2 separate regions of the Homo sapiens genome follow, and region 1 is linked to region 2. A link is a contact called in ENCODE Hi-C or POLR2A ChIA-PET data. All regions are on one chromosome and are shown on one strand. The core of a region is the stretch at or near the end of the contact, and the rest is flanking DNA. Distances in the headings are between cores, read along the strand shown.

Evidence for each region. Hi-C counts contacts between places; a loop is a spot of excess contacts on that map. ChIA-PET counts read pairs that join two places held with the same protein, here RNA polymerase II (POLR2A). Pooled maps may share reads with other maps.
Region 1: a pooled map shows a loop between it and region 2 (2.7-fold over the local background). The contact joins the promoter of PBX2 here to the enhancer-like site in region 2. A Hi-C loop is called at or near these places in 1 of 168 maps with a recorded cell type or tissue (OCI-LY7), 4 of 37 single-sample maps with no recorded cell type and 6 of 50 pooled maps. POLR2A ChIA-PET finds 5 or more read pairs at or near these places in 7 of 52 experiments (B cell, CD4-positive, alpha-beta T cell, Caco-2 and 4 more).

What each region holds. Positions count from the first base shown.
Region 1 is chr6:32,187,161-32,193,129 of GRCh38, forward strand. It overlaps PBX2 (PBX homeobox 2), which reads right to left and starts at 3,042. Exons shown (of 9, transcript NM_002586.5): 1 at 2,535-3,042; 2 at 1,563-1,636; 3 at 1,097-1,344; 4 at 806-996; 5 at 487-622; 6 at 82-235. The coding sequence starts at 2,755. GPSM3 (G protein signaling modulator 3) reads right to left here and starts at 5,483. Exons shown (of 4, transcript NM_001276501.2): 1 at 5,312-5,483; 2 at 4,988-5,090; 3 at 4,549-4,748; 4 at 3,606-4,343. The coding sequence starts at 5,353. The coding sequence ends at 4,206. RefSeq lists enhancers at 1,120-1,676, 2,829-3,397 and a silencer at 3,784-3,962.
Region 2 is chr6:32,269,981-32,275,249 of GRCh38, forward strand. All of the region lies in intron 1 of TSBP1-AS1 (TSBP1 and BTNL2 antisense RNA 1), which reads left to right. Among named protein-coding and RNA genes, the nearest start is that of TSBP1-AS1, 17 kb to the left of the region's middle. Within about 2 kb of position 1,596, at least 3 of the 41 ENCODE cell types and tissues checked have a DNase peak (open chromatin) inside an H3K27ac peak, as active enhancers do; they include B cell and OCI-LY7, where a contact is called at or near this core.

The sequences.
Region 1 (5,969 bases), core at 1,792-4,291, 81 kb before region 2:
CTATGATCCTGCCTAGATAGGAAGTGGGAACAAAAGCAGGAAGTGTGCAAAACAGTCAGCCGGGGTGACAGTGGGATCCACCTGCAGAGGAAGGGGGTGTCGGGGAGCTGGTGCGGCTGTGGCCCCCCTGGGTGACTGACACGGCGGTCTTGACAGCATAGATGTTTGCCTCCTCTTGGAACTTTCCGATGTTTTTCTTATAGCGAATCCTCTTGTTGCCAAACCAGTTGGAGACCTGTGGGGCAGAAAGGAGGGTCAGGTAGAAACATTTGCCTCTGAAGTCCTTCACTGAATAAGATGTGAGTGACAGCATTTTTTTTTTTTTTGCTTCCTGGTCTCACTATGCTGTTGCCCAGGCTGGTCTCCAATTCAAGTGATCCTCCCACTTCAGCCTCCCTAGTAGCTGGGATTACAGGAACACACCACTGCACCTAGCTGAGATGCGTGCACTTTGCCTGACAACTCCTCCCGCAACCTCCATAATACCTGAGACACGGTGATGCCACACTTCTTGGCAAGCTCCTCCTTGGCCTCCTCACTAGGATATGGGTTACTCAGGTGGGAGTAGAAATACTCATTTAGGACCTCAGTGGCCTGTTTGCTGAAGTTACGGCGCTTTCGTCTACAGAGGAGGGAGAAGAGCAGTGAGGAGGATGTTGATGTCCTGGCAGGGCTGTCACATGGCATGACCCCAGAGTCACCATTGTCATGGAGTACCATGTTGTGCAGCATGGCAGCTCAGGGTCTTGGAGAGGAATGGGAAGGAGCCCAGTGCTGGGGGCCAGCCTGGGGTCCCTGGGCCCACCTGGCATCCAGGAAACGGGAGCGCAGGATCATCACAGCCTCGCAGGTGCTCTGCTTCAGCTGCATCTGGATGGCGCTGAACTTTCGATGGATGATGCTCACCATGCGTTCCATCTCTTTGGGGGCCACGGGCCTGGTGCGGCTCTGCTCCCTCAGCAGGTTCATGACATGGGTCGTGAACTCATTACATGCCTGTAGTGGGGGCCAGTGGGCTGGTGAGGAGGAGCCCTTTGACCATGGGATTCCCCTGCAAGAGCCCTTCCCTCCACCCACCCAAGCCTCCTCTCCTTACCTGCTCATACTTCTCCAGCTCCGAGTGGTATATGTGACGGATCTGGGCAAGTTTGCTGCGATAGTCCGAGTGTTCGATGGAGTTGTCAGGGGACACACCACCACCAGAGGCTGCAGCGGCTGCAGCTGCTGCTGCTGAGCCGCCCCCTTTCTCGGGCCCAGCCACACCCTCTGCCAGAAGCATGTTGTCCAAGCGCATCAGCTGTGGGTCCACCGGCTCCTCCTCCTGGGAGCTCCGAATGCTGAGGCCTAGCATGCAGGCGAGTGGACTTAGGGACCCAGAGACCCCAATACCCAGTGCTCAGTCCTCCTGGTGCTTCCTGGAGAGCCAAGTTCCCAGGCTTTGGTTCCTTCCCCAGTCCCCCTGACTCCTTACTTTCCTCAGGGCCCCAAGTTGTCACACTCTAGCCCTATAATGAACAGGGTTCTGTTCCCAGAGTTGAGCAATCCGGGGGGGGCCCACATACCAGTTTTCTCCTTGATTTCACACAGGACGCTAAAGAGAGCAGGCTTCATTCGGTGGCAGTTTAGGGCGTGTTTCCTTGGGAGGAGTGGGAGTGGGGAAAGAGAAAAGTTGAGGAGCTAGAGAAACAGAGCAGGGGGCCTGAGAACAAGGAGGGAGGAGGGTCAGTCTGCGGAGGGAGGAAGCGGATTGGGGGTGGAATGAGTTGGGGGTGGAATGAGGAGTTCTTGGGAAAAGATCAGCTCCCAGAGCATGGGGAAGCTCCTCAGCTTCAGGGAGACACAGGGAAGATGCAGGCAGCAGGTTAAAGGCTGCGGGCTTTGGGAGATGGTCTAGAAAGGTAGGAGGAGGAATCTGGGAGTGGATGGAGAAAGGAAAGTGACTTGGTAGGTTTCAGAGGGAGAGAGACAGAGGCTGGGGTTGAGAAGAGTCAGAGTTTGAGGTGGCAGAGTGGGGCTGGGGGTGCCGAGCTAACTGGGGAGATCAGTGTAGGGTGTGTGAAGGGGTCCTGGGGCTGAGCAGGTGGGAGGCTTTGATGCACCTAGTGTCTGGCTGAGCAGTGGAGAGGAGCTTTAGGGGCTCTGGAGAGGGTGTGGAGGTCTCCACATCTGGAGAGAATGAGGGGGCTGGGTGGAGAGTTAGGGGAGAAGATAACGTAGCCCAAGAACAGTTTCTTAGTCTGGGAGCCAGAGGGGGCTCCCGGGGATGGGGCTGTTCCAGGAGACTGCAGGGGTCGGCAAAAGGTTAGGAGTGGGGAGCCGGGCCACCGGGGGTTCCCTCTGTGAAGGTTTCAGGGCCTGGGGGTGAAGGGAGGTTTGAGAGGGATCACTTTTCTATGGGCTCCCAGGAATAAGGAGAGAAGAGAGCTGTTGGATCCTGGAGAGGGCCCTGGAGTTGGGGGGGGCTCCCAGAAGATTCAGAACATGTGAACGGGGTTTGCTGGGTCTGTGTGGGGTCCCGGAGTGGGGGCACTCACTTGGCCTGGGCCTCGTCCAGGCTCTGGTCGGTGATGGTCATTATCTGCTGCAGAATGTCCCCGATGTCTTGCTTCCCTCGGCCTCCCGGGACCCCCCCGCTACCCCCACCGGGGTCTCCGCCACCGGGAGGCTCGCCAGGGCCCCCAGGCTCCCCACTCACCAATCCCAGGCCCCCCCGGCCCCCGCCTGGAGGGGGCGGCCCCAGTAGCCGTTCGTCCATAGCTGGGGGGGGGCCCTGAGGCCCCCTCCCTGCTCCGCCCCTCCCCCCGCCTGGTTACTTCTCCCCCCAAACTCGCTGGGGCCGCTGCTCCCTCCGCCCCAACCCCCGCCCGTCTGCCCCCGGCTCCCGGCTCCCCCGGGGGTTCACCCCGGCACTGAAGGGAGACCTGGGATACCGGCTGGGCCCCCCACAGGAGACCCCGGCCCCCGGCGGCGGAGAAAATGGAGCCGGAGAGAGAGAGGAGGCCCAAGCGGGGGTGTGTGTGAGAGAGAGGGAGGAGGGAGGAGGGAGAAGGGGGGGGAGCGAGGGAGGGAGGCTGGGGGAGGGGAGCCGGAGAGGAAGAGGAGGGGAGAAGAGAGGAGGAACAGGGAGGAGCTGGGGGCGGAGAGAGAGACACAGAAACAGAGGAACTGAGACCTAGTGGAGGAGGGGAGAGGGAAGAGGGGATGAGGGGAGGAGACGGGCCATCTGAAAGATATGGGAAAGCCCCCTGGCTGGACTTCCGCGGCCTAGGAGTGGGGCTGTGTTGGCGGCTGGGGGCGTCTGTCACCTGGGTCCTGAATCAGGGATCTAAGCGATGTGGACTCAGGCCGCTGGAATGCCTGGGTTCACCGGCAGCTCAGTTCATATTTCTTGTTCTAATGACTCCCCTCCCTGTTCTACTTAATTAAAACCGAAGAGGGGGGCTGGGGGAGATAATTAGGGAGGTCTCCAGCCGCTGCTTAATGAGCCAGTAATTAACCAGCCGGGGAGGGGAGCTGGCCTCTGGCCAGACTGGGGAGAGAAAAGGCCTCTGGCCTCACCTTCCTACCTTTCACCCCGCCTGGGCCCCCCAGATACCAGTCTGCAGTCCAGAGGGGAATTATATTTATTCACACAACCAAAACATCAGACAGACTCAGCAGCAGTGGGGAGGGAGGGTGGGCAGGGCTGAAGGTCCATTCACAGCCCGTAAACCCCTCAGTCTCAGGGATCGGGGGTGCTGGTAGTGGGACTGGGAGAATAGTCTTAATCTCTCAGGTGCCCACCCACCTTCCCTTCTTACTGGGAGGAAGGGTAGAGCTGTCTCTCAGGTTATAACCTCTCAGGTGGAGGCCTGAGCCCTCAGACCCTACTGCCTAGTAGCTTGACAACTGGTGGTGTCCCCACAAGTTAGGGAAAAGACTCCCAGCCACTCCTTGAGATGGGTGCCTGGGATCCCCCTTACTGCCTCAAGCTCCCATGGACCTGTGGGCGGGGAGTTAAATCCCTGTTCCATCTCGCCTGTTCCCAGAGTTTGAGGACTTTCACCCTGTCCAGTTCCCAGGGAAGGTGATGTGGGAGATGAATATTGAGATTTGTGCCGTGTCTTTCAGTCTCTGGTACCCCTGCCAAGCAAGAGTTGAGGGCATGCAATGGGCTGCCCAGCTTTGAGACCAGTGGCAAGGAAGGGCTGGTTGGGGCTCAAGTCTCAGCAGGTGTGTGTGGGGGGCCGGGACCTTTGCTCCTCCATTCGACCCCCACCCTGAACTCTCAGCAGCAACTCCAGGAGCTCTTGCCCCCCTGGAGGGAGGGGAGGCTCTGACCGCTGGGCTTCCATCCGCTGGCACTGGAGGAGTGGAGGGAGAGGGAGAGCTTTGGTGAGGGTCTGAGAGGAGGAGGTTCTTGAGAGGATCAAGGGTTGGTATGGGGAGGCATATAGGAAACCTGTGAAGGCGATGGGGTGCCTAGGGAGAAACAGGAGTAGAGCCCCAAAGAGAACAGGGGCCAAGAGACCAGGAGGCCTGGGTTTGCCTCCTGGGGGGATGTCTTACCTGGTGACTGAGGATAGTGCTGTAAAGCTGTTCTCTGTCCTCGAGAGGACGGAGTGGGGCAGGGGCTAGGCTTGAGGGGTTTTGGGGGGTGTAGAAGGTGGCCCTCTGCTCCTCCAGGCGGCGGGACTGGGCTTCAGCCACCAGGTCCAGAAGGAGTTCAGTCTGCAGGGAGAGCAGGGAGGCCGAGCGGGGTCCCAGGGCTGGGGAGAGGGGTGTGGAGGGCTCAGAGACCCAGAGAGGTTGGCAGACAGGAGCCGTGGGGGAGTGTGGACAGGGTGACGTGATTAGGGACTTTGGATCAGAGGAGAGGGGGTGCAATGGGGAATCCCAAGGGGAGTCTGGAGGAGGTGGGGAGAGGGCCCACAATGGAGTGGGCCTTGGTAATGGGGTCAGGATGTGGGCACTAGGGTCGGGGCTCTCCCTGGGTGGGTAGGGGTACCTGTGTGGCGGGTCCCTGGAGGAGGAGGGGATGGAGGAGCAGATCGCCAAGGCCGAGTGGTGGAGTTTGGAGGGGGCCAGCCTTCCTCATCCTGAGGGGGGCCCTGATGCCAAAATATGTCCATTCTAGTCAAGCAGTGGTGGTTGAAGCGGGAGGAGTGGACAGGGGGCTAGGCCAGTGGCCCGTTTCCTCTCTGTGTGTCTCTGTTCCTGCCTCAGTTTGCCCAAGCCTTTCAAGGCCCCTGTGTCCCTACATTTCTGCCCCAGGTCCTCTCACCTCCCTTCTTTCCCAGTGTCAGCCTCCCCAACCCCGTGCCCAGCTCACCTGCTCACCATCCTCTTCTTCCTGGGGTCTCTCAGCCTCCATCCCCTAGAGGGGAGAAACTGGTGGGGGAGGGGTGGCTGGGATTTGGGAGGAGGGCTGGAACCTTGGGTTCCTGAGGGGAGTGGGGGCTGGAAGGGGTGGGGGTGAGCTGGGGGCTGGATGCCTGGGTACTGAGCAGGAAGCTGGGTTCCTGGTCAGCCCCCCCACGGGCCCCGCCCATCCCTGTCAACTTCCTCCATTCTCTTCCCACCCAAACAGCTTGTTCAGTCTCTCTCGCCCCAGGGCAGCACTGAGACTGGGAAAAACTCCTCCAGCTGCAGGAGTGGAGGGGGCTCATGGTGGGGAAGGACTCCTGGCGGTCTCATCTCCAGAGCCTCAGTAGTCCCCTAATCCCTGGCTCTGCTCCCTCCACCCCACCTCCTCTTCTGCTCTTTCTGTCAACACAGGAACTAGCTACACAGGAAGTGGTTTCACTCCTCAGAATCCCCCTCCCCCCAGCCAGGTCCCTTCCCTCCCTAAGATAGACCCTGGTGTAGGATTTGGCCCTCCCGATCTTCCCTCTTACTTACCGGGACTGGGAGGGGCATGGTTCCAGTGGGAAGTGGAGGATTCAGATCCAGGGATGTGGAGCTCTCAAATATATACATAAAACCCTAGC
Region 2 (5,269 bases), core at 346-2,845:
AAGTCAATGTTTTGACCAAGAGCAAGGCTACCACTTGTTATTATTAATTAATTAATTAATTAATTAATTTTTGAGACAGGGTCTTACTATATTGCCTAGGCTGGCTTCAAACTCCCAGGCTCAAGTGATCCTCCTGCCCTGCCTCCTGAGTAGCTGGAATTACAGGTGTGTGGCGCCATGCCTTACTATTTATTTCTAAACACATTGCAGAACATGGAATTTAGGGAGGACAAATTTTGATGAATCAAATAGGTATAGTGATATGGGTAGAAGATTGGTTTACTTTATCATAATTCCTTAAATACATATTGTGTACTTGATTAATGAAATGTTAAAAATAAATGCTTAGATATCATTTGACATTAAATAACTCAATCACTAAGCATGAACTCCATATTTAAAAACTTTATAAAATTTTCAGAGCTCACACAGACAAAATTCCTTATTGTCATGATCACTACGTATAAGTTTGAGTTCTTTCTTACTTTTTTTTTTTGAGACAGAGTTTCGCTCTTGTCGCCCGGGCTGGAGTGCAATGGCGTGACTTCGACTCACTGCAACCTCTGTCTCCTGAGTTCAAGCGATTCTTCTGCCTCAGCCTCCCGAAGTAGCTGGGATTACAGGTGCCCGCCACCACACCCAGCTAATTTTTTTGTATTTTTAGTTGAGACGGGGTTTTACCATATTGGCCAGACTGGTCTGAACTCCTTATCTCAGGTGATCCACCTTATCTCAGGCGCCCCCCGCGATGCGGGGAGTGAGAGCCAGCCCCTCTTCCCTTGGGCCTCCCAAAGTGCTGGGACTACAGGCATGAGCCACAAAGCCCAGCCCTTTCTTACTCTTCATTACATTGTTGAGTATAGTATTAACTATCCTATCAACTGACATTTATATTGCCATTTAATCCAGTTTGATAATTTTTATTTTTAAAATGTGGCATTTCTTGTCCAACAGGAAAATATCACAATCCTAAATATATATGCACCTAACACTGGCGCTCCCAAATTTATAAAACAATTACTACTAGACCTAAGAAATGATATATACAGCAACACAATACTAGTGGGGGACTTTAATACGCCACTGACAGCACTAGACAGATCATTAAGACAGAAAGCCAACAAAAAAACAATGAATTTAAACTATGCCCTGGAACAAATAGACTTAACAGATATATACAGAACATTTTACCCAACAACTGCAGAATATACGTTCAATTCTTCAGCACATGGAACTTTCTCCAGGATAGACCACATGATAGAGCACAAAACAAGTCTCAATAAATTTAAGAAAACTGAAATTATGTTAAGCACTGTCTCAGACCACAGTGAAATAAAACTGGAAATCAGCTCCAAAAGGAACCTTTAAAACCACGCAAATACATGGAAATTAAATAACCTGCTCCTGAATGATCATTGGGTCAACAATGAAATCAAGATGAAAATTAAAAAATTATTCAAGCTGAATAACAATAGTGACATGACCTACAAAAACCTCTGGGATACAGCAAAGGCGGTGCTAAGAGGAAAGTTCTTAGCCCTATATGCCTACATCAGGAAGTCTGAAAGAGCACAAATAGACAACCTAAGGTCACACCTCAAGGAACTAGAGAAACAAGAACCAAGCCCAAAGCCAGCAGAAGAAAGGAAATAACCCAGATCAGAGCAGAGCTAAATGAAATTGAAACAAAAAAATACAGAAGTGAAACAAAAAGCTGGTTCTTTGAAAAGATAAATAAACTTGATAGACCATTGGCAAGATTAACCAAGAAGAGAGAAAATCCAAAGAAGCTCAAGTAGAAATGAAATGGGAGATAGTACAACTGACACCACAGAAATACAAAAGATCATTTGAGGCTACTATGAACACCTTTATGTGCATAAACTAGAAAACCTGGAGGAGATCGATACATTCCTGGGAAGAGAAAACCCTCCTACCTTAAATCAGGAAGAATTAGATACCCTGAACAGACCAATAACAAGCAGCAAGATTGAAATGGTAATAAAAAAATTACAAAAAAAAAAGTCCAGGGCCAGACGGATTCACAACTGAGTTCTACCAGACATTCAAAGAAGAATTGGTACCAATCCTATTGACACTATTCCACAAGATAGAGAAAGAAGGAATCCTCCCTAAATCATTTTATGAAGCCAGTATCATCCTAATACCAAAGCCAGGAAAGAACAAAAGAACATAACAACAACAAAAAAGAAAACTGAAGACCAATATCCCTGATGAACATAGATGCAAAAATCCTTAACAAGATACCAGCTAACCAAATCCAACAACATATCAAAAAGATAATCCACCATGATCAAGTGGGTTTCATAGCAGGGATGCAGGGATGGTCTAACATATGCACGTCAATAAATGTAATACACCACATAAACAATTAAAAACAAAAATCACATGATCATCTCAATAGACACAGAAAAAGCATTTGACAAAATGCAGCATCCTTTTATGATTAAAACTCTCAGCAAAATCAGCCTACAAGGGACATACCTCAATGTAATAAAAACCATGTATGATAAACGCACAGCCAACATAATACTGAATGGGGAAAAGTTGAAAGCATTCCCTCTGAGAATTGGAACAAGACAAGGATGCCCACTTTCACCACTTCAACATAGTACTGGAAGTCCTAGCCAGAGCAATCAGACAAGAGAAAGAATAAAGGCATCCAAGTTGGTAAAGAGGAAGTCAAACTGTCACTGTTTGCTGATGATATGATTGTATACCTGGAAAACCCAGAAGACTCCTCCAAGAAGCTCCTAGAACTGATAAAATAATTCAGCAAATTTCCTGGATACAAAATTAATGTACACAAATCAGTAGCTCTCCTGTACACCAACAGTGACCAAGCTGAGAATCAAATCAAGAACTCAACCACTTTTTACAATAGCTGCAACAAACAAACAAACAAATCACACAATCAAAAAAACTTAGGAATATACCTAACCAAGGAGGTGAAAGACCTCTACAAGGAAAACTACAAAACACTGCTGAAAACAATCATAGATGACACAAACAAATGGAAACACACCCCATGCTCGTGGATGGGTAGAATCAATATTGTGAAAATGACCATACTGCCAAAAGCAATCTACAAATTCAATGCAATTCCCATATAAATACCAGCATCATTCTTCACAGAACTAGAAAAAAAAATCCTAAAATTCATATGGAACCAAAGAAGAGCCCAAATAGCCAAAGCAAGGCTAAGGGAAAAGAACAAATCTGGAGGCATCACATTACCTGATTTCAAACTATACTGTAAGGCCATAGTCACCAAAACAGGATAGTACTGGTATAAAAATAGGGACAAAGACCAATGGAACAGAATAGAGAACCCAGAAATAAACCCAAATACTTACAGCCAGCTGATCTTTGACAAAGAAAACAAAAACATAAAGTGGGTAAAGGACACCCTATTCAACAAATGGTGCTAGGATAATTGGCAAGCCACATGTAGGAGAATGAAACTGGATCCTCATCTCTCACCTTATACAAAAATCAACTCAAGAAGGACTAAGGACTTAAATCTAAGACCTGAAACTATAAAAATTCTAGAAGGTAACATTGGAAAAACCCTTGTAGACATTGGCTTAGGCAAGGATTTCATGACCAAGAACCAAAAGCAAATGCAATAAAAACAAAGATAAATAGCTGGGACTTAATTTAAGAGCTTTTGCATGGCAAAGGGAATAGTCAGCAGAGTAAACAGACAACCCACAGAGTGGGAGAAAATCTTCACAATCTATACATCTGACAAAGGACTAATATCCAGAATCTACAACAAACTCAAGCAAATTAGCAAGAAAGAAAGAAACAATCTCATCAAAAATTGAGCTAAGGACATGAACAGACAATTCTCAAAAGAAGATATACAAATGGCCAACAAACATATGAAGAAATGCTCAGCATCACTAAGGATCAGGGAAATGCAAATCAAAACCACAGTGTGATACCACCTTACTCCTGCTTCTCTGAATCAGGGTTTTTCTAAAGAAATCTTTCAGAATCAGCAAAAGTGGGGATGACCCAGGCATCTTGATTTGCAAAGTCACAAAACTAAGTTGTCAATTATCACTGTAGATGAGCAACTCATCTTTTTAAAGTATAGTTACTGAACTGATTCTGAGAAATCTTTAGAGAGAAAAAACTCAACAGTACAAATTAACTAATTGGGAAAGTTAGAATGTCCTTTCTGAATTTTTCATTAAAAAATTACATTATCTGAAATAACATACAGCTACTAAACTGCTTTGTATTCTATTAAGAAATAGCTCCTAAAGATGTAGTCTTGTTTCATAGTTGTAAGCCCAATTCTTCTCTGTATAGAAAGGAAACATTGTGTACTTAATGAATTATTTATACAGAGCATTTGTTGCCAACTGTTGTTCCAGCTATCTACACAGGAGTCTGTTCTGAGGTGGCAATAGCACATGGGAAGATGAACTTTCCCTGTTTGTTTACCCGTTTTTCTTTGGCTGTATCTGATGACAGTATAAGATGTTCTTAATAAAGTTTTATGTTCTTTTTGAAAAAAAAATCAGAAAATAATAGAGGTTGGCATAGATGCGGTGAACAGGGAACACTTCTACACTGCTGGTGGGAATGTAAACTAGTACAACCACTATAGAAAACAGTTTGGAGATTCCTTAAAGAACTAGAAGTAGAACTACCATTCAATCGAGCAATGCCACTAGTGGGTATCTACCCAGAGCAAAATAAGTCATTATACAAAAAAGATACTTGCACATGCATGTTTATAGCAGCACAAGTTACAACTGCAAAAATGTGGAACCAACCCAAATACCCATCAGTCAACGAATAGACAAGGAAACTATGGCATATATATATGGTGGAATACTACTCAGCCATAAAAAGGAATGAATTAATGGCATTTGCAGCAATCTGGATGGGATTGGACACTATTCTAAGTGAAGTAACTCAGGAATGGAAAACCAAACATCATATGTTCTCACTCATAAGTGGGAACTAAACTATGAGGATGCAAAGCCATAAGAATGATATTGGGGACTCAGTGGGAAAGGGTGGGAAGGGAGTGAGGGATAAAAGACTACAAATTGGGTTCACTGTATACTGCTTGGGTGATGGGTGCATCAAAGTCTCACAAATCACCGCTAAAGAACTTACTAGTGTAACCAAATACCACCTGTCCCCCTAAAACCTATGGAAATAATAAATAAATAAATAAAAACTTAAGTAAAAACAAATAAAATGTGGCCATTTAGTCCATTTA